Linked DNA regions of Homo sapiens: region 1 is linked to region 2. Evidence: read pairs that join two places in POLR2A ChIA-PET (ENCODE). Cell type or tissue: OCI-LY7. All regions are shown on one strand. Links, peaks and the distances in the headings refer to the core of each region. The heading gives the core; the rest is flanking DNA.

Region 1 (16,541 bases), core at 5,699-13,698, 890 kb after region 2:
CTGTAATCCCAGCACTTTGGGAGGCCGAGGTGGGTGGATCATGAAGTCAGGAGTTCGAGATCAGCCTGTCCAAAATGGTGAAACCCCGTCTCTACTAAAAATACAAAAATTAGCTGGGCATGGAGCTGCATGCCTGTAATTCCCAGCTACTCAGGAGGCCAAGACAGGAGAATCGCTTGAACCTGGGAGGCAGAGGTTGCAGTGAGCCAAGGTCTTCCCATTGCACTACAGCGGGGGCGACAAGAGCGAGACTCCGTCTCAAAAACAAAAAAAAACAAGGATCATTCTTTTCTTCATAAATTTATGTCTTTATGCAAATATTCCACACAGTAGCTTCCTAAAAGTGGAATTTGGAGGGCCAAAGGGAATCTGCACTTAACCTTTTAATTGATGTTGCCAAATACCTTTCTACCACTTGAGATCATCTAAGCCTCCTTTCCTTTCTTCCCATCTAGAGCATGTAACCAAGGTGGATTCAGCTACACTGGAGATCAGTTGCCCCATCCCCCTGAAGTTGATTGTGCCCAAGTTAAGAATATCTAGTGGAATGTGTTCCTTGTTACCTGAGGAGTGAAGGTGCGTCTGTTCGGGCTGTCAGTCTGTTTTGCAGCACCTCGCTCAGGTAAGCTACCCTGGAATGAATACCTCCTATATTTTGAAAAATCCTTGTGGTTGTCATTCAAGTACTGCTGTATGCTGGTGTCTATCCTCATAAAAGACAACAGTCAAAAAGACACACACATTAATTTCAAATGTGTGACGCAGGGCAGCAGTATGCACTGATATCGAACCTAAAGAAGATGAATGTTTTACATAAGGCTGCACCACGGAAATTTTATGTATGGAGCTTAAAGTTAGAAGCCAGCCTCGAAGTCTGCTATTTAGAGGGCCATGTCCAATGATATTCAAGTTAATAAAGCAAAAATTGAATTAAGGAGGCCAAGCATATCCTTTTAAAATGTAGCTGACTAAAGTGCTGATAGCGAAGCTATCAGCTGGCTTTTGTATTTTTTGGCTTTTTTTGTATTTTTAGTAGAGATGAGGTTTCGCCATGTTGCCCAGGCTGGTCTCAAACTCTTGGGCTCAAGCGTTCTGCCTGTCTCAGCCACTCACAGTGCTGGGATTACAGGCGTGAGCCATTGTGCTGGGTCTCACAATTATTACTGACAGGTTTTTTCCTTAATGATGCACAAAACAATGGTTCACCTTACAATCAATGACATCTTCAATTAAGCGTGTTGAGGCTGGGCGCAATGGCACAAGCCTGTAATCCCAGTATTTTGGGAGGCTGAGGCAGGTGCATCACTTGAGGTTAGGAGTTTGAGACCAGCCTGGCCAACATGGTGAAACCCCATCTCTACTGAAAATACAAAAATTAGCCAGGTGTGGTTAAACGGAAGGTCTTCTTCATTCAATAACGATTCTTATAAGTCTGCATGCCATGTACCAAGGACTCAGAGACAATCAAGACATAGTCCTCGACCTCAAGGACATGACGGATCTATGAGACATGAAATAGGAACACAGTGTTAGGGGCAACTAGCCTGTCCTGATGGACCTGGGGTGGATTTCACAGAGATGATATTTAAATGGAGACTGGAAAGGTAAGTTGACATTTTCCAGGTGCAAAAAGAAGGGGAAAAGCATTTCAGGCAAAGGCACAGGCGTGTAAAAGGATCTGGCAAATCTAAGGGATGTGGGAAATGCGAGAATTTCCATGCTTTTGGAAGACAATGATAATACAGGTTTCGTCAGAAGTGTTCCATCTGAGGAGCATCCTTTATGAGCCACATCTCAGACTGGGCCCTTTATTTCTGTCTTCTTTCCCTGTCTGGAACGTGCTATCCAATATGGAAGTCACTGGCCACATGTGGCTATTGAGTGCTTGAAACATGGTCAGTATGACTGAAGAACTGAATTTTTAATTTCATTTTAACTTAAATGTAAAAATGCATACACTTGATTTAGTTGTTGGAAAATTTTTTAGTTTGTGAAGAATAACTTGGTTATGTGAATCTACTTTTTCAACTATAAATTTTATGCACTCTAAATACAGATCAGGCCAGGCGCAGTGGCTCATGCCTATAATCCCAGCACTTTGGGAGGCCGAGGTGGGAGGATCACTAAAGGTCAGGAGTTCGAGACCAGCCTGGCCAACATGTTGAAACCCCATCTCTACTAAAAATATCAAAAAAAATTTAGCTGGGCATGGTGATGCATGCCTGTGTAATCCCAGCTACTCAGGCAGCTGAGGTGGGAGGGTCCCTTGAGCCCAGGAGGTGAAGGTTGCAGTGAGCCGAGATTGTGCCACTGCACTCCAGCCTGGGTGACAGAGTGAGAACCTGTCTCAAAACAAAAACTAAAACAAAAAAAAACAAAGAATGTAACACATCTCATTGATGACTTTTTATATTGATTACATGTTGAAATGATATTTCAGCTATATTGGGTAAATAAAATATATTATTAAAATTAATTTCATCTGTTTTCCTTTTTAAAATGTGGCTACTAAAATTTTTTGAATGACATACATGGCTCATACTATATTTCTATTGACATTGCTGGTCTGGACCCTCCTCACTCATGCTTGGAGCTCTTTAATAGTTCCCTAACTATTCTTTGTGCCTTCTCTTGTTATACATACTCTCTACTAGTTTAATCCTCTCAAAACACTATTTTAGTTTTTTGGGATGGGGTCTCACTTTGTTGTCCAGGCTGGAGTGCAGTGGTACAATCATGGCTCACTGCAACCTCCACCTCCTGGGCTCAAGCGATCCTCTCACCTCAGCCTCCTGAGTAGCTGGGACCACAGGTATGCACCACCACACCCCACTAATCTTTTTAAATTTTTTGTAGGGATGGGATCTTGCTGTGGTGCTCAGGCTGGTCTCGAACTCCTAGGCTCGAGCAATCCTCCCACCTTGGCTTCCCAACGTGCTGGAATTACAGTTGTAAGCCCCTGTACTCAGCCTTCAAAGCACTACTTCTACCAAACGAGGGATGCAAATTCCTAAATCACTTCTCAAGTCCTAGAACATCAGCTCCCTTCTCCCTCGCCAGTCTGTTTCATGGGCCTTCTCCATTTCATCCAGCCCTCCCTTCAAAATCCAGCTCCTTGTTTCCTTCTCTCTGGCCCCAAACCTCAGCTCCATCTTCTGATTCTTCAAGAAAAGCTAAAAAAAATCCAGATTTCTATTTGGAAATTTCTGATTTGCAAAATGTTGACAACTCTGACAGAGACGGCCTACCCAATAGCCATTCCCCCTTTTCCTTAGAACACTGCTTTGAATCTGGGCAGCAAGCTTCCTGGATAAAATAATACATTTCCCAGTCTCTCTTGCACCATGGGTGGATAATAAGATAAATGGGGAAATTAAAGGCAGCCACCTCAGCTGGGAAATGTCCCCTTTTGCTCTCTCCGTCTTTCTCCTTCCTGATAGAATGAATGCAGATGGCTGGAACCCTGGCAGCCTCCTTGTATCATAAGACAGTACTGAGAGTGAAAGCCATATGGCAAGAATGGTGGAGCAGAAAGATGGCTGCCTAGGTTCTGGCTGACTCTGGAGCCACCATCTTGAATTGCCTATCTTTGGTTTGTCTTTTACATGGGAGAGGAATAAACCTCCATCTTATATAAGCCACTAATTTGGCTTTTCTATTCATATGTGGCCAAACCTAATTTGACAATTACTTCAGTGGTTTAAAAAGCACTGTGGGCCAGGTGCGGTGGCTGACACTTGTAATCCCAGCACTTTGGGAGGCCGAGGCAGGCAGATCACAAGGTCAGGAGTTTGAGACCACCCTGGCCAACATAGTGAAACCCTGTCTCTACTAAAAATGCAAAAAATTAGCTGAGCGTGGTGGCAGGTGCCTGTAATCCTAGGCAATTGCTTGAACCCGGGAAGTGGAGGTTGCAGTGAGCAGAGATTGTACCACTACACTCCAGCCTCAGCGGCAGTGGGAGATCCGTCTCAAAAAAAAGCACTGTGAAGATGCAAAGAAACAAAACAAACAAACACAAAACGTGCCTACGGTGCACCTAAAAGCAAAGCATCTGGGCCTCAGTTTACCAATTTGAAAAACTGGTTCATTTCATTAAATGATCTATGAAGCCATTTCCAGGATTAAAACTTTTTGTACATGTTAATTTATTAATCACATATATGAGTGCCTGTTATTTACCAGATACTATTTTAGGTGCTGGGATACGGCAGTGAGCAAGAACATAAATTAAACTCCTCTAACATTTGCACTGTGAATCATTCAGTGCCAATCTTTAAGCCAAGATCAGCCACTCGCACAACTATGTGAACAAGTCATTTAATTTCTGTGTTCTGATGAGTCTAATCACCAAGGAGGGTTAATAATGCTTTAGCTTGGCTGGGTGCGGTGGCTCACGCCTGTAATCCCAGCACTTTGGGAGGCCAAGGCGGGTGGATCACCTGAGGTCAGGAGCTCAAGACCAGCCTGGCCAAGATGGTGAAACCCTGTCTCCACTAAAAATACAAAAAAATTAGCTGGGTGTGGTGGCAGGCCCCTGTAGTCCCAGCTACTTGAGAGGCTGAGGCAGAGAATTGCTTGAACCCAGGAGGTGGAGGCTGTAGTGAACCAAGATCACACCACTGCACTCCAGCCTGGGTGACAGAGCGAGACTCCGTCTCAAAATAAATAAGTAAAATAATAATGCTTTAGCTAGGCTGGGTGTGGTGGCTCACATCTGTAATCCCAGCACTTTGGGAGGCCAAGGCGGGGGTGTCACTTGAGGCCAGGAGTTTGAGACCAGCCTGGCCAACATGGCGAAACCCTGTCTCAACTAAAAATACAAAAGGTAGCTGGGTGTGGTGGTGCATGCCCGTAATCCCAGCTACTCCACAGGCTGAGACAGGAGAATCACTTGAACCTGGAGGCGGAGGTTGCAGTGAGCCAAGATCACACCACTGCACTCCAGCCTGGGAGACAGAGTGAGACTCTGTCTAAATAATAATAATAATAATAATACTTTACCTCACTAGCAATAGCTAATATATGCATTGAGTGCTTGACATAGATGATCTAATTTAATCCTCACATGAGGTGATCCCCAATGTCTTGAGAAAAATAAGAAGAAATTAGGTAACTTGTTCACAGCTAGTAAGCACTAGAGCCATCTTCAAAACTCAGTTTAATTCTTTGGACACTTTGAGGATCAAATGAAAATAATGAATGCGAATATATATGGGGAAATTAGCAATTGCATACAAATTCTTTCTCTAAGGTCACGAGAAAGGTCACTTGAAAGAGAACTAAAACAAAGTTTCTAAGTAGATGATGTGTGTTACATATATAAAGAGCTAATAGGTACTGCTTACTTCCTGTCAGAGACATTGCCAAGTGCTTTGTATCTACTGCCTACCAGGAATCAAATAGTGGCCTACGTGCTGAGGACACAGAGATGAATCATTATGAACAGGTATACTGTAGAAATGAACCCACTATATTTGGGGAACATGATTTAATGTTAGCATTAAGCCTCAGCAGACAGTAACATCCTGCTTTCTTTCTATATATCCTAACGTGTTTACCAACTTATTATAATTAGCTGGGTCACTGCCCTGATCAATATCCCTGAATAATAGTTCCTTAAGTCATTTCATCTTTTGGTTATTTTTTCAGTCTTGGAAGAAAATAACCTCCACAAAAATGCTATGAGGAAAACTTAAAAATGTTAACTTCTGCAATCCCTGTTACATATGACAAGTTGAACATAAGTCTTTATATCACCTCTCCCAAAATTCTACTAAAATGAGCACATTTAAAATTAACCATGGATTAATTTAAATGTGCTGATAACAAGCACATTTAAAATTAACCATGGGTCAGAGACCATTCTAAAGGCTTTTGATATATTAATTGGTTTAATCCTCACAATTAAGGTACTAATCCAGTGAGGTAGGTACTCATATTATCCTCATTTTACAGAGAAGATTCTAAAACTTTCTAGAAAGATAAAACAGGTCACACATAAAAGATCAGGAATTGGAATAACGCCATATTGCTCTATGTCAACATAAAATCAGCATTCGTTTTCTCAACAGAAGAAATTGAGAGATGCCTTCAAAATTCAGAGGAAATGTGCTTTTCAAACTAAAATCATAATCCCAGCCTGTAGAAGAAAGTAAAATAAAAACATTTTCTACCGTGCTCTTGCACAGCAAAAATTTTATTTGTCCCATGCTTTTTCTCAGCAAGTTACGGGCAGATGTACACCCCTCCCCACCACAACGCACACATGGCAAATCAAGAAAGATGAGTACATGAGATCCAAGAAACAGGAAATCCCACACAGCAAGGAGTTCAAGAAAATTTCCAAGTTGTTGGTGAAGAAAAATCCCAGGTGTGTGGTGAGCTCAGAGAGCAGTCAGTCCTGGTTAAAATAGGCAGAGAAGGTTCTGGTAAGAAAGTATTCAAGAAAAGAATAAAACTAATGGGTTATTTCATGTATTTGATCAGTTTACATCTTTATTGGAACATTTAGGGTTGATTTAGTAGTAAGTACACAAAAAATGAAGTAAATAAAAAAGTGAGGCTGGGAGTTTGAGACTAGCCTTGGCAACGTAGCGAGACCTCATCTCCAAAAAAACAGAAAAACTGGCTGGGTGTGGTGGTGCATATCTATAGTTCTAGCTGCTTTGGAGGCTGAGGCAGGAGAGTCCCTTGAGCCCAGGAGTTTGAGGCTCCAGGGAGCTATGACGGTACCACTGCGCTCCAGCCTGGGCAACAAAGCAAGACCTTGTCTCTGAAAAAAATTTTTAAATGATTTAAAGCAAGACAATTATTAACCAGGAAAAACACATTTAAAACTTTAAATTAAAAATCATTAAAAAGTAAAAGTTAACAAACATTAGGAGAACCAAAAAGAGTGTACAAGAAAAATGTAATTAGCTGTGAACTATATAAAGATGGAAATGCTATTTATTTAACAAAAACAAGGATATGACTACACTGGAAAAATGATGGGAAGGTAATGGAGCAAGAGTTGGGAATTACCCTTCTCAAAAAGAAACAAATACATTCGGCCAGGCATGTGGTTCACACCTGTAATCCTAGTACTCCGGGAGGCCGAGGCGGGCGGATTACCTGAGGTCAGGAGTTTGAGACCAGCCTGGTCAACATGGTGAAACTCTGTCTGTACTAAAAATACAAAAAACAATTAGCCAGGCATGGTGGCATGTGCCTGTAATTCCAGCTACCCGGGAGCCTGAGGCAGGAGAATCGCTGGACCCCCGGGAGGCGGAGGTTCCAGTGAGCTGAGATTGCACCACTGCCACTCCAACCTGGGCGACAGAGCAAGACTTCATCTCAAAAAAAAAAGAAAGAAAGAAAGAAAGAAATAAACAATTACATTCAAATAATCAATAGGTTGAGTTGATCATGGTTGCCTCTGGGCAGTGGGTTGGGAAGGTGGGACAGGAAATGCGTTTTTTCATTATAAATGTAATGACTCCCATGTCCTAACTTCAATTCTTTAACCTCATGTACACAAATTAAATTTAAAAATTACTATAACTTGTGTAAACTATCCCCTGACTTTTCCAGCTGCCTGATGTATCAAGTCAAATTCTTCAGCCTGACCTTAAAGTTTCTCTACAATCTGTCTCCACCCTCCCTATATAATCTTATCTCTGATTTTTTCTCCCATCTCGTACTCTTAGTTTCAGTCAAGAACTATTCACTTGGCCTTCCTTAACCCTTTCCAAACATTATGCACCCAGCCTGGGATGTTCTCCCTTTTATCTGATCCAAACCCCTACCAGTGGATGGAAGAAGCCAGCACTAGAGTGAAAGTTATTCTCTGAGAACATTAAGAAGCACCAAAATGTTGTGAATGAGCTCAGCAGATTGGTAGTTTGATACACTGAGAAAGAATGAGTTCATAGAAGAGGGATAGTCTGTATGTATCTATAAAAGTAAGTTGCTGAATTATTCCACATAAATTCATTAAGTGCCTACCATGTGCCAGAGGCATATTACCCTGGGTGCATATAACAGGAGGAGGTATAGTTAAATACCAAGAATTCAGAGGGACAAAGGTATTACAATGAGTCTCTAGAGGACTAGAACTTTCTAGAAAAAAAGGAGTCAATGAACAACCACAAATGTCTCATCTACTAAGCAGACACGGTCTCTGTAGGGAGGGACGCTATGGGCTTGATGATATTTAGAGAATGGTTTATCAAAGTTCCATTTTGTGTCAGGCTAGGTGCTTTACATTCATTAAATCTGGCCCGCACGATAGCTCAATGGGATATATCTGTTACTATTTGCAGTTTGCAAATGAACAAACTGAAGCTCACGAAAGCCAAGGTCTCACAGCCAGAGTCAGAGGTGAGATTTTAATGCCCATTCTTGCTCCGCTACAGTCCACGGCCTCCACAGCCAACCAAATCATGCTCACCAAATCATGCTCACCAAATCATGCTCACCAAATCATGCTCATCAAGCAAACTTCTGATTTAATTTGACGTCACATGTAGGAGAAATGCTCTGGTTAGTCAATCTAATCTTACTTTACTAGGCAGTTGTAGTAATAATAAAAATATTGACTGATAGCATATATTGAACATTCGTTGGGCGCCAGGCTAAGAATTCCATGTGCGTGGATTAGAAACTATTATCCCTCCTTTACAGATAAGAAAACTAAGGCATAAAGGATGTTAATAACTTGCCTGGTGGCACACAACTATGAAGAGAGAGAGTCTGTGCTCTTGATCATTCTATGTATTGTCATCTAACATACACAATATTATTGAAAATATGACTTATTCATTTAAATAATATGTAGTGAGCACCTACTCCATGGCTTGGGGCTTGCTGGGAGAATATCAATGAAGTATAAGACCTAGTCTCTGTCTTGTAAATATGTACAGTTTAAGTGAGGAGGCAAGACATACGTAGTAAAATTATTGGATAACAATCAAGCTTTGTATATAATTAAGTATTGAATTGATTAGTGCAACCAACAAGGGCATTGAGATTTCAGAGAAGAGGAGCTCATTGAGCTCCGAAGCAGAGAAGAAGTTGGGGTTGAACAGAACCCAGCAGAAGAGAGAGAGGATTCTAGGAAAGAAATGAGAATGGTGTCTAGCGGAAAGGGACCTACTGGACCCAGTGGGTAGAGCAGTAGGATCCACAGGCAACTTCCTTCACAGCCTTACCTCTGACATTTTCAAGTTCAGAAGCGCCCTTCTTGGGCTGCTGATCCAATGCTCTTTCCAATTCAACTTTTTTTTTTTTTTTTTTTTTTTGAGACAGAGTCTCGCCCTGTTGCCCAGGCTGGCCTGGAACTCCTGCGTGATCCTCCCTCCTGAGTAGCTGGGATTACAGGCATGCATCACCCTCTGGCCAATTCAGCTTAAAACAAGAAAGTGCCAACACGGTAGCCTGAGCTTCTGAGTTTAACCCCTTCATCTCCTAAATTAGCTCCTAAGAGATTCAGGGACTGGGAGACTGTATGTCACCGGAAGGTAAAGCAAAATGTGTCTTGTTCATCACCATATCCCAGCGCCTCTAACAGAGACTGCCTCTTGCAGGTGCTCAATAAATGTTTATTAAGGAAGGAAAGAGCCTGCATAGCTAGCTGTCACTGTAGCCCAGTGGTTAATAATGTGAGGGGCAGCAGGGTGGGGTGGAGCCCAAACTCCCAGCTTAACATCTGGCTCTGCCGTGTGCCAGCTGTGTGATCTTACACAGTCACTTCACCTGCCTGTATCTCAACTTTCTCATCTGTAAAATGGGTCCTATGAGAGTATCTTCCTCATAGGGTTATTGTGAGTATTAAATGAATTAATAGACACAAAACACTTAAAACAGGGCTGGCATCTATTAAGAGCTACTTATGTTGCTCTTATCAGTAGACTGGCTCCAAAGCCAGACCACATGGATTGAAGCCTATCTTTGCTGTTTATGAAGAGAGTGGCTTCTCTGAACTTCAGTTTTTCCATTTGTAGTGTGGATATTATACTAACATAATAGTATCTATCTCATAAGACTATTGTAAGGATTAAATGAGTTAAAAGCATACAAAGCACCTAGCACAGGCCCGGAGCATCCCTCGATAATATAAGACAGTTACTCTCCTTGCTTAGTCACTGGGCTTTTCCTCTTACTCCACCACTGCAGCTGGCAGGTGGTAGCACATGTCTGAATTAGGCAAGACTTTATTTATGGAGTTTGTGTAGTTCTACCACTATCAGTTCCTCTTCGGCTTCCTTCTAGGGTAATCTGTACTTTAAAATAAATTTTAGACTTTTTATTATGCAATTTCCAAACATATATAAAACCAGACAGATGAACACAGTGAACCCCCAGGTACCCATCTCCCAGCTTCAATGATTATCCATCATACCACAATTACTTTCTCTCCTTACTGCCACTAGGTTATTTTGAAACAAATTCGAGATACAATTTCATCTATACTATTTCACTATGCGTCTTTAAAATCGAAAGAATATTTTTTAACATAACCACAATCATATTGCCACTCCTACGCATTTTTATAGTAATTCCTGCATATCATCAAAAAGCCAGCCAGCATTCAAATTTCCTTGATTTTCTCATAAATTATTTTATTTTACTTTTGCTTTTTTTTTTTTTTTTGAGATAGGGTCTTGCTCTGTCATTCAGAGTGCAGTGGTGTGATCCTGGCTCACTGCAGCCTCAATCGCCCAGGCTCAAGCAATCCCCCCATCTCAGCCTCCCAAAAAGGTGGTACCACAGGCATGTGCCACCACGCCTGGCTAATTTTTTAATTATTTGTAGAGACAGGGTCTCACTATGTTACCCAGGCTGGTCCTGAACTCCTGGCCCTCAAGCAATCCTTCTGCCCCAGCCTCCCCAAATGCTGGGATTACAGGCATGAATCACTGTGCCCAGCCAAATTATTATTTTTTAATTTATTATTTTTATCATGGTAAAATACACATAACATAAAATTTACCATCTTATTCATTTTTAAGTAAACAGTGGTATTAAATCCATTCATAATGTGCAACCATTACCATCATCCATCTCCTTAACTCTTTTTTTTACAATCTAAAAAAAAAAACAAAAAAATACCAGTATCCAAACAAAGTCCGGATGTTGCTTTTGTCTGAAGTTTCTTGGTCTCTTCTGACCCTAGAGGAGTTTCACGCCCTCCTTCTCTACCCCCTTGCAATCTATTGTTGAAGAAACTGAATGATGCGTGCTGTAGAGTTTCTCACTTTCTAAATTTTGCTGATTTTGCTTCCCCATGATGTCATTTAATATCTTCCTCTGACCCCTGGAATATTACATAGTCTTTCATAATACGTCAAAGACTTCTATGGTTGTGTCAGAAGGCTACAGGAGCCCTGGCTGAAAGTGGGGTATTTGGGCCATCAAATAAATAAGTAAATAAATACTGTAGCATATTAAGACACATCAAGTATGGTAACATCCACCGGTTGAGAGTAATGCTCCAAAAATAGATGGATTGGTCACCTTTGGAGAGTGCTAAGGAAACAACTCTTTATTCCAAAAATAAAGAGTAAGGATCAAGTATTTATTTTGCCCTTCCTGTATGAACTGTATTTAGGGTAGCCAAATAATTGATGGGAAAAGATCCTGCTGATACATGAAAGAAATGATAAATTAAAATATTGCCATTTTGCAACCTCTAATGAAATGAAGTATCTAAGCAATGATTATCAATGGCTGCTGAAACCACAGGTGAAGAGCTGAAGGAGAACTTTATAATGGACATATCGGGTTGACAGGATCCGAGCCCACTGATCAATCTTAACATCCCTGAGAGACACCCCAGCAGGTATGATGCGCACTGGATGTGACACAGTAGGAAGTCTGCAGCCTATGAAACAGACATACCAAAACAAATCTGAATCTGAGCAAGCCTCTCTGTGTAGCTCCCAGCTCGAAGGTAGTTTGTACTTTTTTTTCCAAAATGAGCAAATACTAAATAAAAAGCCAACAAAAATCCTTAGGCACATGTCCAACTGAACACCTCCTCATGGTGAGTGCGGGAAAACAGTCCTAGTCAGTACATTTGGGCCCCCACAGTTATAAAACCATCACATTCCCGAGGTGAGAATAGTTCTGCATATAACAAGTGGAAATTGCAGAGCGGAGGGGGCTTTGGACTTTTGGATGAGCACGGAGAATCTTTGTTTATCCTAATCTACAAGGTAAACTCGTTTCACACATGACACGGCTTTCAAATACATGGCTACTGCGTTCAGGAAAACGGTGTGACAGAGGCAAGCTGGCATCTGACAGCGGAATCATCCGTCAAGAATCCCTGGCGACGTGAGAGAGAGCGGAGGTGGCTCTGACGCGCCCACGCGGCTCGGGTAGTCTCCGCAGCCCCCGCGCGCACGTGGCGCGGTGTGGGTGTGCGCGCCCCCGAGCTGCCGGCTGCGCCGGTGCGCGCAGTTGTCAAGTGGGCTGGTGCCTGTCCCCGCCTGCCTCCCCGGGTCCCCGCCTGCCTGCCCGGGTCCCCGCCTGCCTCCCCGGGTCCCCGCCTGCCTGCCCGGGTCCCCGCCTGCCTCCCCGGGTCCCCGCCTGCCTCCCCGGGTCCCCGCCTGCCTCCCCGGGTCCCGCCGCGTGGTGCCCAGGAAGCGCGGGGCTCCTCGCACACGCTGCCGGCCTCATTATTTCTTTAAACCTGTTCGTATTTATAATCCAATTCCGGAAAACCCAAGACCCATAGGCTTCTCCCTCCCTACGCTCCAGTCTCAAATTCTGCATTCCTGGGTAAAGCCATGTAGATGCGGATCTCATTTTGACAGATAACTAAATTACATATATTTCGAAAACCCGCAACTCTCATAAGATTTTTACCAGCTGGCCACCAGTGCCCAACATATTGCACATTTTGGAGTCGTTTAGTTCTCCACTTTCTACTTACGAGCACTGGTACCTTTTTTTTTCTTTTTTAATTTATTTCAGGGATCACATGAAAAAATATGAATTACAAGGAATGAAATTTCAATACAAAAATGAGTCCTAGATTCTTACCTTAGGTGGACTCTAATTATTATTATTATTATTATTATTATTATTTTTTTTTTTTTTTTTTTTTTTTTTTTTTTTTTGAGACAGGGTCTCGCTCTGTCGCCCAGGCTGGAGTGCAGGGGCGCAATCTCGGCTCACTGCAAGCTCCGCCTCCCGGGTTCACGCCATTCTCCTGCCTCAGCCTCCCGAGTAGCTGGGACTGCAGGCACCCACCACCACGCCCTGCTAATTTTTTGTATTTTTAGTAGAGACGGGGTTTCACCGTGTTAGCCAGGATGGTCTCGATCTCCTGACCTCGTGATCCGCCCGCCTCGGCCTCCCAAAGTGCTGGGATTACAGCGTGAGCCACCGCGCCCGGCCTATTTTTTAACATATAGGAAGATTTCAAAGTCCACTGGATTCTTACTATTTTGCTTTTGAATGCATAAAAGAAACAGCCAAATAACACTTTTCAATAATTTATTTTTAAAAGTTATTTTATTCCTAAACAGTAGAGTTCACATCTTTTTCTGCTAAGTTCTTCCACAAGCTGGCAAAGGATCCAAGATGTAGCCTGGCATTTATCTTTGTTCTCTTTGCCACTCTCATGGAAATATGGTGAATGCAGTCCGTTCTTAACGGTCGTATTTAGCCTCGGTTCTGTGAATTCGATTTTCTTTTCCTTTTTAAAGGCGATAGAGTGGGATCCAATAGACGTTGGAGCTGACTCTGAGCTTTTTTGACTTGTACGTGTCACATCTGAAGGCAAGTTCCCTCGTGCTGGATGAAAGCTAAAAGGCTGGGTGCCCGGTTTACCATCAGCTCAGGGCAGAATAATGATGCGAGGCCTGACATTTAATACACCAGTGATCCCAGATATTGCTGCTGAAAGCTTTCTCCACAAAGCAGGAACCAGAAGAACCTTACGGCAGTGTCTGACTTTAATTCACAAGTGAGGGAGCCGTGAGGTGAGGGTCAACTATCACGTGTCTCTTCAACACAAGGGAAAGAACTGCCCAGCAAAGAGAACCCTATGTATGTCATAAATATGAGCTCACAGAGTGCGTGGACCCTTTCAACGCAATGTCAGAGGCTGCCTCTGCAGAATTGTTTTAGATAGGTTTTTAACCCTGTGGGACCCTGCCTCATGGGAACAGTGTCTATGCTGCAGTCTCTAAGCAAAGAATAGACTGGGATGCCTTTTGTAGGTTATATCTGCATGTTTTTTTCTCCCTCTAAGTCACCTTACCCCAGAAGCTCTCTTTTTATAAGATATCCTACTAGGATTCTTTAGGAGGGGAAGGGAAATGTGATTCTTATGTACGGCAGCTGTCATTTCATGTACTTGTCTTTACTTCTTTGTTAGTGGTGCTTATCACAAAATATTATTAATTACTTCAATTCACTAATTATCTTGTTTTTCAGTTGGTTTCGACAACCACTAAGGGACATTACTAAGGCTCTGCTTCAAACCAATACCGTGATTGTTAAAGTTTCAAATGTGTATTTCATAAGCAATTGTTGCTAAGGATTTTTTGTTGAAAAGATAAAAAGTATTATTTGTTAAGTATCATCCTTATCATGACATCAATATACTGAATATGGCTTCCACTTTTTCCAGGGCATTGAGAAGGCCTGAGCTTCTCAAGGTCATGGCCACCCCATTCCCTTCCAGTGTTCTAACACTGCTAGGACTATAGGCTGTGCACAGAGAGTATTTGCTAAATAGACAAGAGGCTCCTATTTCAACTTAGTTCATTTTTTTTGTTATAAGAAGTGGGCACTGGTGAGAAATCATGGAGCACAACTAAAAAGAAAAAAGAAAGCTTTGAAAATTTCAGCTCTGCAGAGACTGTGGGAGGAGAGGAAATCCTACCTGTAAAATAAAAACTTGTCTTAAAAAATAAATATAAGGAGAAACTAAAACCTAAAGTGGAGAAATGAGATACTGGGCTTGATTTCATATGCCATCCTTGCCCGCAATGAACTGGTTATCTTAATGGAACACAATAAGTTAATTTATCATGCTGATATTCAAAAAACAAACACGATGATTAGCTCAGGTTCCCTTAAAATAATTTCCTTTTAATTACACATAAGCAGATACTTATTATGCTGAATTAATTAATCTTAGAATAAATTAATCTTAATGTATACTGATACGGAGCATTATTCCATGTCTGAAAATTGGCCAGAATTTTTTCTTGGTTATGAGAGAGAGCCTGCCGTAATCTAAGTCTATGTGGGATTCTTTGACGTACAAAGAAGTTATCAACTTGTAGAGCTGGGAAGAATCTTGGAAATCTCATGCTCCAACTGGTTCAGTTTATCCAAGAAGGAACTGGAGCCCAGCGTGGTGAGAGGACGAGCACCAAAACAAACAGGTGACCGGAGCGTGAGCGTCAGAAGCTCCAGCTGCTGCCCTAGTCATTGATGCAGGTTCTGTCCCAGTGAAGGGGGGAACATAAGCTCCCTTCACTGGGACAGAACTACATCAATTACCCCTTCAGTATTTCATCTGGAGTTTTTCTCCCTTTCCAAAACTTTTAAAACACAGTATTAGAGAATTTCCAAATAATAATAATAATAATAGTCATAGAATGCCCTCAAATTCACAGAAGCATTACATATTATATGCAAAATTATGATATAGAAGATATTTCATCTTTTGAGAGAGATGTATAAGAAAAGAAAAATGTAAAACAGATTTTGTCAAATTTGCTCAAATCAATTTTTTTTGAGGTTTTGTTTTGTTTTGCTTTTGAGATGGAGTCTCACTCTGTTGCCCAGGCTGGAGTGCAGTGGCTCGCCCATGGCTCACTGCAACCTCTGCTTCCCAGGTTCAAGCGATTCTCGTGCCTCAGCCTCCCGAGTACCTGGGACTACAGGTGCGCACCACCACGCCCAGCTAATTTTTGAATTTTTTAGTGGAGACAGGGTTGGTCTCTACTAAAGGCTATTGGTCAGGCTGGTCTTGAACTCCTGGCCTTGAGTGATCTACCCACTTCGGCCTCCCAAAGTTCTGGGATTACAGGTGTGAGTCACCGCACCCGGCCATGAACTTCTTGAGTTTTAATCATGTGTACCAACATAAAGGATCAAACTTGATAGTAAGACAGGGGTGCAATCTTACGAAATCTAATCTAAACAATTTAAAGAGTGTCAGTCGATAATTTTCAAACTTTTATTCTTAAAAATATTGCTCAGAACCCTAAAACACCGTAACAGATGTAAGTGGAGCTGCTCTGGTTAAAGTTGAAAAAAAAGAGTCCCAGTGACTTGGCCTCCTTTCTTTTCCTTCATTGGAGGCTGTATGGCTCAGCTGGAAAACCCAGTGATTGAAGGGAATTCCTAGAAGCAGTCAGAACTAAGCCTAGACAAACAGTGGTGCATGAGCGTGGCTGAGCTGTTTTATTATGTTCACAACCAGTTTAATCACTATCTCATGATGAATTTAGCTTTGCCTCTCTGATGGTAAGTTCAAATATACTCTTCTCTCTCTTTAAAAAAAATTTTTTTTGAGACTTGCTCTG
Region 2 (16,541 bases), core at 4,535-12,534:
CTGAGTTCAATTCCTGGGTATCCTTGTTGACTTTCTGTCTCGTTGATCTGTCTGATGTTGACAGTGGGGTGTTAAAGTCTCCCATTATTAATGTGTGGGAGTCTAAGTCTCTTTGCAGGTCACTCAGGACTTGCTTTATGAATCTGGGTGCTCCTGTATTGGATGCATATATATTTAGGATAGTTAGCTCTTCTTGTTGAATTCATCCCTTTACCATTATGTAATGGCCTTCTTTGTCTCTTTTGATCTTTGTTGGTTTAAAGTCTGTTTTATCAGACTAGGATTGCAACCCCTGCCTTTTTTTTGTTTTCCATTTGCTTGGTAGATCTTCCTCCATCCTTTTATTTTGAGCCTATGTGTGTCTCTGCTCGTGAGATGGGTTTCCTGAATACAGCACACTGATGGGTCTTGACTCTTTATCCAATTTGCCAGTCTGTGTCTTTTAATTGGAGCATTTAGTCCATTTACGTTTAAAGTTAATATTGTTATGTGTGAATTTGATCCTGTCATTATGATGTTAGCTGGTTATTTTGCTCGTTAGTTGATGCAGTTTCTTCCTAGTCTCAATGGTCTTTACATTTTGGCATGATTTTGCAGTGGCTGGTACCGGTTGTTCCTTTCGATGTTTAGCGCTTCCTTCAGGAGCTCTTTTAGGGCAGGCCTGGTGGTGACAAAATCTCTCAGCATTTGCTTGTCTGTAAAGTATTTTATTTCTCCTTCACTTATGAAGCTTAGTTTGGCTGGATATGAAATTCTGGGTTGAAAATTCTTTTTAAGAATGTTGAATATTGCTCCCCACTCTCTTCTGGCTTGTAGGGTTTCTGCTGAGAGATCCGCTGTTAGTCTGATGGGCTTCCCTTTGAGGGTAACCCGATCTTTCTCTCTGGCTGCCCTTAACATTTTTTCCTTCATTTCAACTTTGGTGAATCTGACAATTATGTGTCTTGGAGTTGCTCTTCTCGAGGAGTATCTTTGTGGCGTTCTCTGTATTTCCTGAATCTGAATGTTGGCCTGCCTTGCTAGATTGGGGAAGTTCTCCTGGATAATATCCTGCAGAGTGCTTTCCAACTTGTTTCCATTCTCCCCATCACTTTCAGGTACACCAATCAGACGTAGATTTGGTCTTTTCACATAGTCCCATATTTCTTGGAGGCGTTGCTCATTTCTTTTTATTCTTTTTTCTCTAAACTTCCCTTCTCACTTCATTTCATTCATTTCATCTTCCATCACTGATACCCTTTCTTCCAGTTGATCACATCGGCTCCTGAGGCTTCTGCATTCTTCACATAGTTCTCGAGCCTTGGTTTTCAGCTCCATCAGCTCCTTTAAGCACTTCTCTGTATTGGTTATTCTAGTTATACATTCTTCTAAATTTTTTTCAAAGTTTTCAACTTCTTTGCCTTTGGTTTGAATGTCCTCCCATAGCTCAGAGTAATTTGATCGTCTGAAGCCTTCTTCTCTCAGGTCATCAAAGTCATTCTCCGTCCAGCTTTGTTCCGTTGCTGGTGAGGAACTGCGTTCCTTTGGAGGAGGAGAGGTGCTCTGCTTTTTAGAGTTTCCAGTTTTTCTGTTCTGTTTTTTCCCCATCTTTGTGGTTTTATCTACTTTTGGTCTTTGATGATGGTGATGTACAGATGGGTTTTTGGTGTGGATGTGCTTTCTGTTTGTTAGTTTTCCTTCTAACAGGCAGGACCCTCAGCTGCAGGGCTGTTGGAATACCCTGCCATGTGAGGTGTCAGTGTGCCCCTGCTGGGGGGTGCCTCCCAGTTAGGCTGCTCGGGGGTCAGGGGTCAGGGACCCACTTGAGGAGGCAGTCTGCCCGTTCTCAGATCTCCAGCTGCGTGCTGGGAGAACCACTGCTCTCTTCAAAGCTGTCAGACAGGGACACTTAAGTCTGCAGAGGTTACTGCTGTGTTTTTGTTTGTCTGTGCCCTGCCCCCAGAGGTGGAGCCTACAGAGGCAGGCAGGCCTCCTTGAGCTGTGGTGGGCTCCACCCAGTTCGAGCTTCCCGGCTGCTTTGTTTACCTAAGCAAGCCTGGGCAATGGCGGGCGCCCCTCCCCCAGCCTCGCTGCCGCCTTGCAGTTTGATCTCAGACTGCTGTGCTGGCAATCAGCGAGACTCCGTCGGGTAGGACCCTCCGAGCCAGATGCGGGATATAATCTCGTGGTGCGCCGTTTTTTAGGCCGGTCCGAAAAGCGCAATATTCGGGTGGGAGTGACCCGATTTTCCAGGTGCGTCCGTCACCCCTTTCTTTGACTAGGAAAGGGAACTCCCTGACCCCTGGCGCTTCCCGAGTGAGGCATTGCCTTACCCTGCTTCGGCTCGCGCACGGTGCGCGCACCCACTGACCTGTGCCCACTGTCTGGCACTCCCTAGTGAGATGAACCCGGTACCTCAGATGGAAATGCAGAAATCACCGTCTTCTATGTCACTCACGCTGGGAGCTGTAGACTGGAGCTGTTCCTATTCGGCCATCTTGGCTCCTCTTTTTTTTTTTTTTTTTTTTTTACATAGATGAAGGGGACCTCTCATAATAGATGGCACCTTGAGTTGGGTTGTAGCTGGCTTTTGCAGTTGCTTAGATGAGTATTGCATTGTTCCAGTCGTCCTATTCTGAAATGTGTCTGAGAATCCTGTTTTAGAGCCAAGCTCCATTCTAGCAAACAGTAGTGCAAGCCCCACTCCTTGGCCTGATTGATACAGTAATGGCACTGTCCACCCCCTAGCCACCCCGGGAGTACTCTCTGTGGGGAGTTTGCTGCTGCCGTCTAAACTGAAATGGACTTGATTTTCTCTTCTGAGTAGATGCTCAGCTGTAATCCATTGGGAGAAAATTCTTGATTTCTTGGGATATTTAGGAAGGCTAGCGACAGGTAGGAGCTTCTTTATTTATTATGCTTTTCTCTAGAAGCTTCATTGAATACATTATCTTCTGCCCCACACCCCAGGGCTTTGACCAAAATATCCTTGAGATACTGTGGCCCATATTCGGTCACAGAGGTGCACTGTTCTTTTGAAAGAATGGCATGCCGCAACTTACCTACTCACCTACAGAAGGTGAGTGCTGCAAGGCAGTCCCAGTAGGCACTTGGAGTGGAGCTTTGATGAATCCGAAGGATCATGGGCTTTGGAATCACAAGACCCAGGTCCAAGGCCTGATCTCTGCTTCTTACCAGCAGGCTGTGAAGGCTGTGAAACACTTCAAAGGCCCGTAATTTCTCAGTTTGTAAAAACAGCGATTTTCATTTCTGTCTCTTAGGGGTTGATTCAGTGAGACAGTGGCTGTGGAAAAACTTTATAGACTGTAAAGTGTTAAAGACATATCCTTTGTCTCTGTTCTTATCTAAGAATGATGTTTTAATGCTTTTGAGCAGGACACAGAGAGGTGCTACAGGGACAGGGTTGCTTCTACCACCAGCCATCTGGCTATGTTGATAACTGGGATCTGTGTACTTCTTGACCTGTGATGCTCAAGTCTTAATATGCATCAGAGTCACTTGGGGGCTAGGCCCCATGTCTCTAAAATCCCCTTGGTTGATCTGGGATCCATGTGTCATTAGCTCCCCAGCTATTCTGATGGAGGTTACCCATAAGCTCCACTTTGAGAAAAACTAGAGCGTACAGCTTGGACTAGATGACCATGGAGATTGGGATGGAAGGAAAAGCATGGTAGGGTCATGTCTGTGTGCACCCCTGAATGAGAGGCAAGGACTCCTTCGTGTTGAGTTAACCAACAGCTCTTCTGGGCTCTGCCACTATCACGTTCCATTTGTTAACAGTTGCTTCCTGTGTGTGTTTGTGTTTTTTTCTGGTTGGGATGTTTGGCCTCTTTTAGTTGTGAGAAACAATGCTGGGGCCATGAGTGTAAAAGCATCTTCTGTTTTATTGTTGGTAGCAATAGTTGCCTGGCTTGACTGAAAGTCATTTTCCTTGGAGGTTGTACCTAAAGATTTAGCGGATGGATCAAGACCATTGTCCTGCTCTGGCTTTCTGATATCACCTCACCTCATGGTGTCTGTGGGCTTAGTTTACCCTTCATTTATTTTGAGCACCAATGGACAGCTGTCTTTGTTTTGTGTGTTTTGTGAGGAAGATGTCTTGGGAGCCTTCAGTGAAGATAGAGTGTGTGTGTGTGCATGCGTGTGTGCGTGCGTGTGTGTGTGCTTGCGTGTGTGTGCGTGCATGTGTGTGCGTGTGTGCGTGCGTGTGTGTGTGTGCATGGTGGGATAAGGGATAAGGTCATTTGAGAGGATCTGGAAGCCAAGGGAAACAGGTCTGCTGGGAATTCCAAAATTCTGTCTAGTAGAAGATCTTAAAGTTTATTCCTCATCGGAGCTCTTAGCAGAGCCGGCACAAGCTTAAGTGACCTTGAAGCCTTTAGAAAGAGCAGCTTCTCCGCAATGCCAGTCACATGGCACAGAAGATCAAGATGTTGTTTAAATAAAATCTTGCAGCAGCATCCATTTCACAGGTCCCTGGGGCCGCGTGTAGTCAGTACTAGAAGGGCAAGACTTTAAAACAAGTATGTGGTGTAACAGTAGCATTCTTTTTATTTTATTTATTTATTTTTATTGTTTATTTTTTCGTTTTTATTTTTTTTTTGCCCCCAGTTGAAGAAGACCAGGAAAGAATCTTCTTTTAAAAAACTGAGCTCTATCTGTCCTGATTCCTGGTGCTGCTTCAGGTATCTACCTTAATTTTCTTATATTCCTATGAAGACAGTGGTTTGGATAATTGGAGGTAGCTATACACTGAAATTATTAAATTGTTTACCTTCAAAACAGGAGTAGACCAGAAATGCAGGTCCTTGTCCTCAGAACTGCAGTTCACATCATATTCAGTAATTAATTTAATAGTCACGTTTTCCTCCCAGGCTAGACAGGAAGGGCACTAACTTTGACTTAGGATCCCTTTTGTAGCTCCCACATTATGTGAGGATATCAATTTGCCTTCTGTTTATTTTTCTTTATTATAAAAATAAATTTATTATAAAAACTTTATTATAAAATTTTGCTGTCATTTAAAAATATACGGAAAAGGTGAAACAATGAAGAAATCTACAATCACCTAAAAGCAACTACAATGAATATTTTAGCTGATCTCATGCCAGTGATTCATCTGTATATATATATATATATATATATATATATATATATATATATATAGGGCTCCATGAATTAACCTAAATGACAGAGCAGGTTAGGTGCTTAATATTCTGAGGCCATCTAAACTCAACATCTTGCCTTTCTCTTGAGGGCAGCTCCTCCACTAGTCCCTTTTCTTCATGGTTTCAGAGACTTTCCCAGCCTGCCAGTCTTCATTTGGAGGCTTTCTATGGAGCTTTGTGAAATCACAGTAAACCCTTTGACATGCAGCGCTGTTGCCCACCTAGTCTTCAGCCTTGCTGTAAAGGTGAAGTAGATTAGTTAGACAGGGTTTTGCCCTTCTGACTCCTTGTTGATTATCTCTTTTTAGATAATTACTATTCATGTACCTTTCTCAATGCCCTTAGGTGAGAGAATAGCTTCCTTTCTTCCTGATTTGATTCTGTAGCATAGACAACCTTCCTTTCAGGGGGCTGGATTCATTTAACTCTTATCTTCAGGCCAGCTGCTGTGCTTGCACCTGGGGGAAGGAGGTTTGCTTGTGTGCTGCATGTTGACCCTTATACATTTTATCTAAGAGAACATTTTCAAATGAAAGAAGCTGTCTAGGCCTGGTGCGGTGGCTCATGCCTGTAATCCCAGCACTTTGAGAGACCCAGGCAGGTGGATCCCAAAGTCAGGAGTTCGAGACCAGGCTGGCCAACATAGTGAAACGCCGTCTCTCCTAAAAATACAAAAATTAGCCGGGCGTGGTGGCGGGCGCCTGTAGTCCCAGCTACTTGGGAGGCTGAGGCAGGAGAATCACTTGAACCTGGGAGGCGGAGGTTACAATGAGCTGAGATCGCGCCACTGCACTCCAGCCTGGGCAACAGAGCGAGACTCCGTCTCAAAAAAAAAAAAAAAAAAAAAAAAAAAGAAGCTGTCTCATGACCATGGCTCCATGCCTTCCTCTCCTCCTCACCTCCTCACCCCAACTACCCCTCTATTCTTTGCTCAAATCAAACTCCGGCTTGCCCACTAGATGAGATTTACTCACCCACAGTAGTCTGTATTTTTCCAAAGAAGAAAAAGAGGTATTCATGACTATATCCTGATAAATGATGAAGCCTTCCCTCCCAGCCCACTCTGAGTGAGTGAGTGACCCCTTTCTTCTCAGTTCCTGCTACTGAGTGAGTTTCTCTGTCTCTCTCGCTCGCTCTTTCTCTTTTTTTTTTTTTTTGGAACTGTTGTTTAGAAGTAAGAATTTGTCATTCTTACCAAAGCACTGGGCATGGGCCTGTTCTCTCTTGGGCTACTCTGACCAGGGGTTGGTTTCCTAGACCTGCATCCAGGTGTGTTTTCACGGAAAATACCCCTCCCTCTCTTAGGGTTTCCTCGGGCAGCCCTGGTGACGTTGGTCACAATGGAGGATGCTGAGAGGACAGTGGTGGTTGGGCACACCCTCTCGTAGAGCACAGGACCAATGTCTTCCTGACGGTGTTCACTCATTCCTTTGTGCGGCCATCAGATAGCAGTGGTGGTGCCTGGTAGTAGGGGAAGGTTTACAAACCCTGGGGCAGCTCCTGCATGAGGAGGGCCAGCACATTCAGGGAACTGAAATAATTCAGGCCCTCCTGAGCACAAGCTTGTCCTCTATGCAAAGGTGAAGCAGTTCATACACTCAGAGGATTTTAGAATTAAAAGGAACAGTTTTAACTGTTGGACTTTAGTCCTTCAATCCATCCTTATGGTTTTCTGGGAGAGAAAAAGGTCCACCGAGGTAAAGTGAGTTGCCCACACACGTGACTGGCTGATGTGGCCTGCAGACTCGTATCCCGGAGATCATGCCAATCTCAAGCCACCGAACATAATTATCACCTACTTCCAGAATGACATTCCATATCCCTGAAAATGGAAAATCAATTTTGAAACAATCTAAGCAAAGAAAGAGGACCATCTTCTGTGCTAGTGTGTTGTATGCAGTAGGAAGAACGGGCTTCGGAGTGGACACAGACCCATGTTCAAATGTAAATTCTTCCATTTACTAGGTGGGTGATTTCAGGCAGCATGCTTAACCTTTCAGAGCCTCAGTTTATATCATCAGTAAAATGAAGATAACCTTTCAAGAATTCATCAAAAAGATTAATGGAACAGTATCCATAGAGCACCTGTACAGCACATCACCTGATTTTTAACTTTCAAGAAATAGTGGTTATTGGCCATTTGTGATTAGAGATGTGTTCACTCCTCACTGATCTGTGTTTAGGAAGATAGCTTTTTCCAAATATGAAATTTTTATGTGTCTGGTAGAGAGAGGGTGGAAATGGAACTGTGGTTGTAAAGGCAAAATGACAAGAACGGCCACATTAGATCATTAACTGTTCCAAAAACCTCTCATCAGATGTTTTTCCAAATTCAGAAGATCCTAAGCCCAGTCCTTTAAAAAAATAATGTTAAAAGTATAGTGCTAAGAAACCCAAGACTTTCAACATTTCAAATCTGTCTGGGAGTACACATACAGAAAGCATAACAGATAGTTAATGGAATCTGTCTTTTTGATGATAATTATAGCATTCTTAAGTAGGCTGGAAACACATCTGTATACCTGAACTGCTTCAAAATTATTTGCTTCAAGGGGGCATTCAGTATCTTGCTAAACTTTCAAGTTAGAGATAACTACTGTTTAAATTGATGGCAGGTGTTTGATCTATAAATAAGAGCTGTACTTTGCACTTCAGCGCTCTGTTTACCTGCTGCACGGTGTTCATTTGCATCACCCTGGGAAACTGGAAAGGCCACAGGAATAGGCATCAGTGATACACCAGACGTGACAGCTGAAACACAGCCTTCACACTTACAAATTCCAGGAGGGACTAGCTCTCCTTTCAGAGGCAAGAAGCCATGTTGAATTGGAAGATGCATCAGTGAGCCTGGAGAGAGGTGAGAAAATCATATCAGAAGTGTAATGAGCACTAGGGATTTTGTCCAGAGTATGTGATAACCTCACTAGCTACTGAAAAATCTTGCCTAGTTATTTATGTTTTCAGTCAGCCTCAGTGTGGAGACTGCACTCCCTCCGTCTGCTCGGCCACGTGGCTTTGGCAGCCTCATCTCTTTTCAGCATCGTGCCCATATTTCAATTTGCTGTTGGGGAATTCTTTGAAAAGTGCGTCTTTCTCTGCAGTTCTCAGCTCAGTTCTCATTCAAATTACAGAATTCTGATGCTGGTCCTGGGGCTTACCCAGGCTAGACACATAAGCTCTAAGAGGCTTTCCCTTTTCCACGCTCCTCACACCTGAAACTGCTGCTCAGGTCCATAGCGCAGGTCAGAGGGATGATCAGTTCTTGAATCACTCCCCAAACCCTGCCCCCACCAGCCTTCAACTCCGTGGCTGCAGTGGAGACAGAGGCTTTGGGTGAATAACAGAGTAGGTGCTGTCGACTGGCTTCCTGACTACTCACAGACCACAGTCTTGCCAGTACCAATGCCATCTGTACAAGGATGCTTAGAGTTCTGGGAAGGGAGTAAGGAGGATTAGCGGGGGATTCTGAAACAGGTGCCCTGCCTCAGGGCGCCAGAGTCATGGGGGTCATCCCCAGGGGAGGGATCACCAGTACAAATTGCTGTACAGTGAGCCTGTCTCATACTTGAGCTGCAGAATGAGTTGTAGGCTCTTAGTTCTGAGTTCTGTGACAGCCTCTCCCAGCCTGTTGGGTGAGAGGCCTCACCTAGCAAGAGAGGTGATGTTTGTTCCAAAGAGCTGCTCTAACTCGAAGGCTCTGCTGCCTTGTGGTAGACTCCCAGAGTACTGCGGAAAGAGACAAGGCCGCCTCCTGCCCAGGCAGCAGGAAGAACTGTTAAACTTGGTGAAATTGGTTTCTGGTGGTGAAATGGATGGTACCCAATGAGTACTACTTACCTCGTTTGTCCCCTCTGAAACCAAAATCTTGGCTCCAGTGGTAAATTGGGTACCTGCATTTCAGCTACCTGGAGGGTCTCTTTATCTTGGGACTTTGTGAAAATGACAATGAGAGAGAACCTGTCATCTATGATGAAGACTCAGTACAGCTAATTCCAAATCTTTACAATAATAAGTTGTCAAGGATAATACAGAGAAACTTCTGCCACCAGTCTGCAGTTCTGTCTCACTAGGGAATTGTCCCTGAGCAGTGTGGCCCTGGGAAGCTCCTCTGTGCTGGCCTGGCCAGGATCCTCTTTTCATTGTCCCCTTTTTGTCCTGGTCAGGCACAATTGTGCCCGCACTAGGATGTTTTCTGCGTCTTGCCTCCTAACCACGCCAAGCTTTCAGCCTTTACTTGGGAATCTAAACAATGCCTTCCTGACGTTGCACTCCTTGTTCTCTCTCACCTGAGTGTTTTTGTCTGTATGACCAGCTGCCACACAAAGGAACAACAGCAGGGTTCTCAGGGAGGGGCACTTCTTTGGTTCACAAAGTTAGAACTCTACTCCTTCCTCCTTTTGAACTCACTGGGCTTGGGAAGAAAGCGCCTCTCCTGCTTTCTCTGTGGGTCCCAACTGAGGTGGGTGCTATTGGTCCCTGAGGGAGACACAGACAAATCCCCGAAAGCCTGGCATAGCACTGTCTGTCAGTGCAGGTTTCATACAGAGGGTTGGAGAAAGGAAATGGGTGCACAGTTGGAGAAGAGAAAAGTGGCAGATGGTTCTGCAGGTTTTTTCTTCTCTTATTTGCCTGACAGATGAAATTGTAATTGATTTACCAAATGATCACTAATAACAAGGCCCATACTTGTTATGTGTTTGATAGTAGTGAGCAGCAGGAACCAGAGGCAGTACAGAGCCCTGAGTTATTTGGAGACCTCATGAAAAGCCTTTTGAGCCCAGTCTGACTTCTTAAAATCACAACCGGCCAGGAGCAGTGGCTCACGCCTGTAATCCCAGCACTTTGGGAGGCCGAGGCGGGCGGAGGTCAGGAGTCCAAGACCAGCCTGGCCAACATGGTGAAACCCCATCTCTTCTAAAAATACAAACATTAGCCAGGTGTGGTGGTGCATGCCTGTAATCTCAGCTGTTCGGGAGGCTGAGGCACGAGAATCGCTTGAACCCAGGAGGTAGTGGTTCCAATGAGCTGAGATCGTGCCATTGCACTCCAGCCTGGGCAACAAAATGAGACTCTGTCTCACAAATAAAAACTAAAAAAAAAAGAAATCACAACCTAATTTATTTCCAAAAAAAAGCACTGTCCTGGGATGGGACAGCATCCCCAAGAAGAGGCTGAGGCACACTGCAGCCTCAATGGAGACAACTACACCTGCACAACAGGCAAACCTCAAGAGCCTCAGCAAGTTGAGAAGGCCAGTGTGTGCTTGAGAAAGGGGAAAGTGGCCAGCCTCACCCGGTCCAGGCGGCTCCCTCCTGCACCAGCTCTCAAGAGGCCAGCTCCTTCCTGAGTCAGGTGGTTCTCAGATAAAGTGAAAGTGGAGGCTACGCTTATTTCCTTTTGAATTCTCAGACCTGCTGATTTCCATTTTTGTTGGAGCCTTGTGTGATTGTGTTACCCTCTTCCCTTTTTCCTTTCAAAAGGATGTTTTGGGGCATCATGGCAGCATGTGGAAGAGTATGTGTATATGGGTGCCCAGGTTTGTGTATGTGTGTTACGTAGGTGGGGGTATGCATGCCCATATTGGTGCCAGGCTCTGAGAGACAAAGAAACAAGTATGCCATCTTTAGATCTGATTTTAAAAAAGAAACACCCCAGCCAAGGGCGTTTATCTGCTTAATGTACCAGAACTCAACTGCAGGAAACCCATTTCTATATTAGCATATCATGAAAATGTGCAGTGCAGCTGCCTGGGAACAGCCAGTTTATTATTGCTGGGGGCCGTCCTGGGTTATGATCTGGAAGAATTTGAATCGCCCTTTACATTTTTTTCTGTCCTCATTTTGATTTTGGCAGTGGCAGAAGAGGAGAATACTCTCAAGAGATTAAATTATTTCCCTTTAAAATTCTCTTGGAATCATAACGACTATTAAAAATTAAAGGCACCCATATCTCATGCTATTCAGCTTAACTGGTAATTAAAGTGCAATTAAATTTTTCACGGTGTAGATTGCTTCTGTTTTTTTGTTTTTTGTTTTTTTTTTTTTTCCCTGGGAAATTACAAACTCTGGGCTCTTGAGAGTTACAGGATTAATCTATAGACTTTTAATAATTCAGCTTTGATCAGGTGCCGTCACTTGATGCGTCTCTGAAAGGGAAGGGGGGACTGTAAAGTGTTGTTTTGTTATTAATGGTGAGTTTTAATTTTATTTGGTTTCTTAGAAACCAGGAAGTAACTACCAGTCCATGAATGCAAGGCCGTTTTCGAGTGCGGTTTTGAGTTGGCTGCGATTGCTCTCACTAATGTGTGCCGGTAATTCTCTCTCTGCTGCCAGGCCTGCTTCCCTCAAGTAGCATTGTGTAATTTGGGGTACAGTCCTGAGTTGTCACCAGTGAACAAGGTGTCAACATTGGACCGGAAGTTCGGAGGCTGACTTCGGTGGACCCTTTCTGGCCTTGGCCAAATGTTTCTTTTTCTCTCTTCTTCTTCCTCTCCAACCTTTTTTTTTTCTTTGTTGGTAAAAACGCGTTTGCATTGCAGAGCTGTAATCATAAGCAATTTCTTGACTTTTGTAAGACCTTTTGCTGACCTGAGGCTGATGGCCCCAGAGAGACCTGGTCAGCAGCATGGTCTCTGTGTAAGGAGAGTGGCCCTGGTCAGTTTGGCCAGGAGTGGAGGTGAGGGCTGCCCACTGTAGCCCGCCTGCAGCAGGACTTGCCATTTTCCAGCAAGCCTCCCAGTTGCACCATGCAGCCTGTGGGTGCTGCGTGGGAGGAGGAGTGAGCAGCAGCAGCCTGACCACACCCCACTCTTGACTGGTCCCAGAAGACACCTTCAGCCCTGTCCTCAATCCTGACTCATTTCTCTGTTCATTTCTAACTGTTAGGAAGATATGTCTTACCATTTTTCTCCCTCTTTTTTTTTTTTTTTTTTTTTTTTTTTTTGAGACGGAGTCTCGCTCTGTCGCCCAGGCCGGATTGCGGACTGCAGTGGCGCGATCTCGGCTCACTGCAAGCTCCGCCTCCCGGGTTCACGCCATTCTCCTGCCTCAGCCTCCCGAGTAGCTGGGACTACAGGCGCCCGCCACCGCGCCCGGCTAATTTTTTGTATTTTTAGTAGAGACGGGGTTTCACCTTGTTAGCCAGGATGGTCTCCATCTCCTGACCTCATGATCCACCCGCCTCGGCCTCCCAAAGTGCTGGGATTACAGGCGTGAGCCACCGCGCCCGGCCTTCTCCCTCTTTTAACCCACTTTGAAAGTTCATCTTTAGAAATAACACGTATCCCAAGTTGGCAAGGTGTCAGTTTAGGGCCAAGTTCCTGCAATATAGCATAGCAAGGAAGGGTTCAGGTATCGGAGGCAGGTAGGTTTCTGCGGCAACTCCATTGCTTTGAGATATTTTATTGTAGACATGGAATTTAACTTCCCTGAGCCTCAGTTTTCCCATTTCTAAAATGGATTTATTTACAGTACCTACCTCACAGCGTTGTGATAAGGATTAAGTAAGACAAATCCTAGCAATATGGATGGCAAAAAATAAGCATTCAACAAATATAAGCTGTTACTGTTTTTATTATTGATCATGAAATAGAACATCAGCATTTCTCTTTTTTACTTCTGGTATATTTTAATTCTGCATCCCCACTTTGGAGTAATTTTATAATATTTCCTAACAGACTGGAATTCTTTCTCTTCTTTCTCTTTCTTTTATCCTCTTTATGAGTAGCAAAAAAAGTTGAACAACTGGAAAGACCCCGTCTTCTTCATAACTGTCTTCCCAGCAGCTAACATATTCTCTGACACATAGTAGGCACTCAACTTGTAATAGATGGCCACAGGGTTGAAAGGAATGTCCAGAATTGATCAGATGATGGGGTAGGAAAGAAGAGAATCATTCTGGTTTCTTTATCCTTCTATCTCAAGTCATATGCTGCATATACTGAAGCAGTAGAAGGAACTTGGGAATATAAATTATATTAAAGCTGCAGATTCTTCAAATAATGTGCCCAAGCCTGGATTCTGAAGGCTTATTTGTCAGGTAAGACAGCAGATACTGAATCTCATATTAGCTCACAGGATAATGGCACAATGCATCATCAGTCTGAATGGGGACAGTACACAATTTTCTTTTGATTGCCTGGAGCCACAGACGGGGTGAGCACTGAATATTGATTTTTCAAAGGATGACTAATAGATGGTAAAAAAGCAAAATAGTTTTTGGTTTCAACCTATCCCTTTCCTGTGCCACAAATTTTGGCAGTAAATTAAAATAAACTTTTATTTCCCCAAAACAGGTAAAAGAGCAGAATTTATGCAGGAAGACTTAAGACACAAATGAACAGATGGCTGTGACTTTACAAATTGCACATCAGCAAATGTTTAACCAGCTCAGAAAATAGACAAAACTGATTAGAAACATTGAGTACTGTTCTGCTACTCTTATGGTTAGGATAATCTGACAATATTCTAGTAACTTTCATCTAATAACAATTTGATAATTTTAATCCAGTCTTAGGTCTTGGCTTGTGCAATTTTTCACAGTATACCTGACATCCAGCTTCTTGCTTCTGATGAGGACATAATAAACTTGCCCCTCTCTTATATTATCAACATTTGATTATGAAATAGCCTGATTCTTCCCTTCTCTGCATTAGTAACGTACTGGTTAAATCTACACATGTGGTAAACTTTTTTTTTTTTTTTCATTCTCACTTACCAGGAAATTCTATTTTCTTTTACCCAGGCTCTTACAATTTATCTGTGCAGGGTTTTAACTGCTTGGGCCTTGAACGCATGTACTTGTGAATCAGACTAGAAGCCAAAGCTTTTTTGAAGTTTTGATATGAAATGGGTCTTGCTTGTTGTGATTCAGTTCAACATTTTGAGATGGGTTGGTCCAGCATCATAAGCTTTTGTGTATGTGGTGGGTATCTTTGTGCTGCCACAACAAAATACCACAGACTGGGTAATTTATAAACAACAGAAAGTTACTCAGCACAGTTGGAGAGGCTGAGACACCAAGATCCAGGCACTGGCAGGTTCAGCGCCTGGTGAGGGCTGCTCGCTCCAACTTCAAGATGGTTCCTTGTTGCTGTGGCCTCCAGAGGGGATGAACTCTGTGTCCTCACGTGGCAGAATGCAAAAGGGCAAAAAAGGGGCCTAAGTTAGTTCCCTCTAGCTCTTTTATAAGGTACTAATTCATTTATAAGAGCAGAGCCCTCATGGCTTAATCAGTTCCCAAAGGCCCCACTCTTACTACCACTACAGTGGGAATTAAGTTTTTTTGTTTTTGTTTTTGTTTTGAGACGGAGTCTCGCTTTGTCACCCAGGCTGGAGTGCAGTGGTGCAATCTCAGCTCAATGCAAGCTCCGCCTCCCAGGTCCATGCCATTCTCCTGCCTCAGCCTCCCGAGTAGCTGGGACTACAGGCGCCCGTATTTTTAGTAGAGATGGGGTTTCACCACATTAGCCAGGATGGTCTGGATCTCCTGACTTCGTGATCCGCCTGCCTTGGCCTCCCAAAGTGCCACTGCGCCCGGCCGGGAATTAAGTTTTAACACATTAATTTGGGAGAACATCCAGACCACGGCAGTGAGTGCTATTGTGTGTGTATGCATGAGTATGTGCTTTAATAAGAAAGATACTGACTCAGCTGGGCGCGGTGCCTCACGCCTGTAATCCCAACACTTTGGGAGGCCGAGATGGGCAGATCACAAGGACAGGAGTTCAAGACCAGCCTGGCCAATATGTTGAAACCCTGTCTCTACTAAAAATACAAAAATTACCCGAGTGTGGTGGTGGGCGCCTGTGGTCCCAGCTGCTTGGAAGTCTGAGGCAGGAGAATCCTTGAACCCGGGAGGCGGAGGTTGCAGTGAGCCGAGATTGTGCCACTCCACTCCAGCCTGGGCGACAGAGAGAGACTCTGTCTCAAAAAAAAAAAAAAAAAATACTGACTTACGTAACTGGAAAGTCCAGGGATATCTGGCCTCAAGCCTGGTTGGATCCAGGGCTCAAAGGATCCAATAGGACATTGTTTCTCTGCATCTCTCTGTTCCCTCTTCTGTTGGCTTCAAAATCAGGCACATCAAATTTTAGAAATTTTCTTAAGCTGATAGGTTTGTGTGTTTGTCATTTTCCTTCCAGCTTTTGTTAACTCTAGAAATAATGATTTTCCTTTCCTTAAGAATTCCCACCTAATTCTAGTAGTTCCAGAAGGCATTTCTATAATGTCGTTTTGTTACATAATAACTTTTTAGCCTCCACGTGGCTGGGGTTTGCATTTGAGTTGTCGTCCATCTTCTTCCCACCATCATTGCACTCAGAGAAAAACCTGTAGAATACCACTTTCCCCAGCCACTGGGGGGCTTTGTGTGTATTTAACCATATGAAACTGTTGACAGTCACCATTGTTGACCTGTGAAATTGGCCAGTTCATACGTGAAATTGGCCAGTTCATATGGTTCAACCTAAAACACCAGGTTTGTAGTGGTAATTGTTTCTCAGCAACAGCAGTTGTGTCTAGAAAGCTTTGCATAAATTAATGTTTTTATTTTGCTGTTGGTTTGCTCCTAGCACCTCTCCTGTGCCCCAGTGTGACGAATAAACAGCTGGAGGCAAATGACAGAGTGCTTGCACATACGGCAAGCCATTCATAACTGAATCCCAGGTGCAAGATGACCATCTTTCATGTCACAGTCAGAGGTTTCGGCACGCCATTCCGGAATTTCACCATTAAATTAGGTCCTGTGAATCAGATAATGAAGAAAGAGAAGAAGTATTTTTAGAAGCTGTAGAGCTTCTCTGCCAGCCCTGTGAGTCTTGAACATTCATGCTTTTTAACTCATTTCTGGCAGTTTTGAGAGGCAAGTGGTGTCCACAGATTCATAAAGGCCAATGTTGCCTGTGTGCCAAGGCAGTTGGCAGCTGATAGAATTTCAGAACTAGAGAAGACTTTAAAGGTGATCTGATGGCAGCCCCTCAACAAGTCTCAATGACTTAAGAGATTTGCCCAAGATAAGAGCTTAAGACGAGGCCCAAGGTTTCCAGTCTGGTTCTGTCTTCCGATTATTCCATTATCTTGAAGAGCAATGCTGGCCTGGCAGATTCATTCCTCACTCTCTTCATAGCTTGACTTTTGTTGTTTTAAAAGAAATCACAGAATTTTAGGCCACCAACAGGCACCATGAGGGAACATTGGAAACTGGAGCCACCTTATTATCCAGAAAGCTCTGGAGCCCAAAGCCAGGCCCTAGGCTATAGCCTGAAGCCACTAACCAGGGGTAGCTGAAGCATGGTTGATTCCATCTCTAGTACTGCAATACTCCTGCTTTGGGGAGGTATGCAATGCAAAATGTATCTTTTTAAAAAACCAATCA

What was found. ChIA-PET counts read pairs that join two places held together with the same protein. Peaks named below come from ENCODE experiments on the same cell type or tissue, not always from the same donor. Only the 100,000 strongest peaks of a DNase experiment are listed, where the experiment ranks them.
Region 1: POLR2A ChIA-PET joins it to region 2 with 6 read pairs; 1 of 35 experiments calls an interaction of 5 or more read pairs at or near these places.

Annotation. Positions count from the first base shown.
Region 1 is chr1:244,914,780-244,931,320 of GRCh38, reverse strand. No RefSeq gene overlaps it. Among named protein-coding and RNA genes, the nearest start is that of DRC8, 47 kb to the left of the region's middle. RefSeq lists a silencer at 12,318-12,677. In OCI-LY7, for the core only: CTCF peaks have their summits at 12,421 and 12,622; DNase peaks (open chromatin) are centred at 9,690, 10,150, 11,180, 12,400 and 2 weaker places; H3K4me3 peaks cover 3,458 bases; H3K27ac peaks cover 4,300 bases.
Region 2 is chr1:245,802,486-245,819,026 of GRCh38, reverse strand. All of the region lies in intron 10 of SMYD3 (SET and MYND domain containing 3), which reads left to right. Among named protein-coding and RNA genes, the nearest start is that of SMYD3-AS1, 300 kb to the left of the region's middle. RefSeq lists enhancers at 1,579-2,193, 2,194-2,809, 8,223-8,312, 11,615-11,774. In OCI-LY7, for the core only: no CTCF peak of the experiment used is centred there; DNase peaks (open chromatin) are centred at 7,826, 10,536, 10,886, 11,476 and 3 weaker places; H3K4me3 peaks cover 5,133 bases; H3K27ac peaks cover 5,608 bases.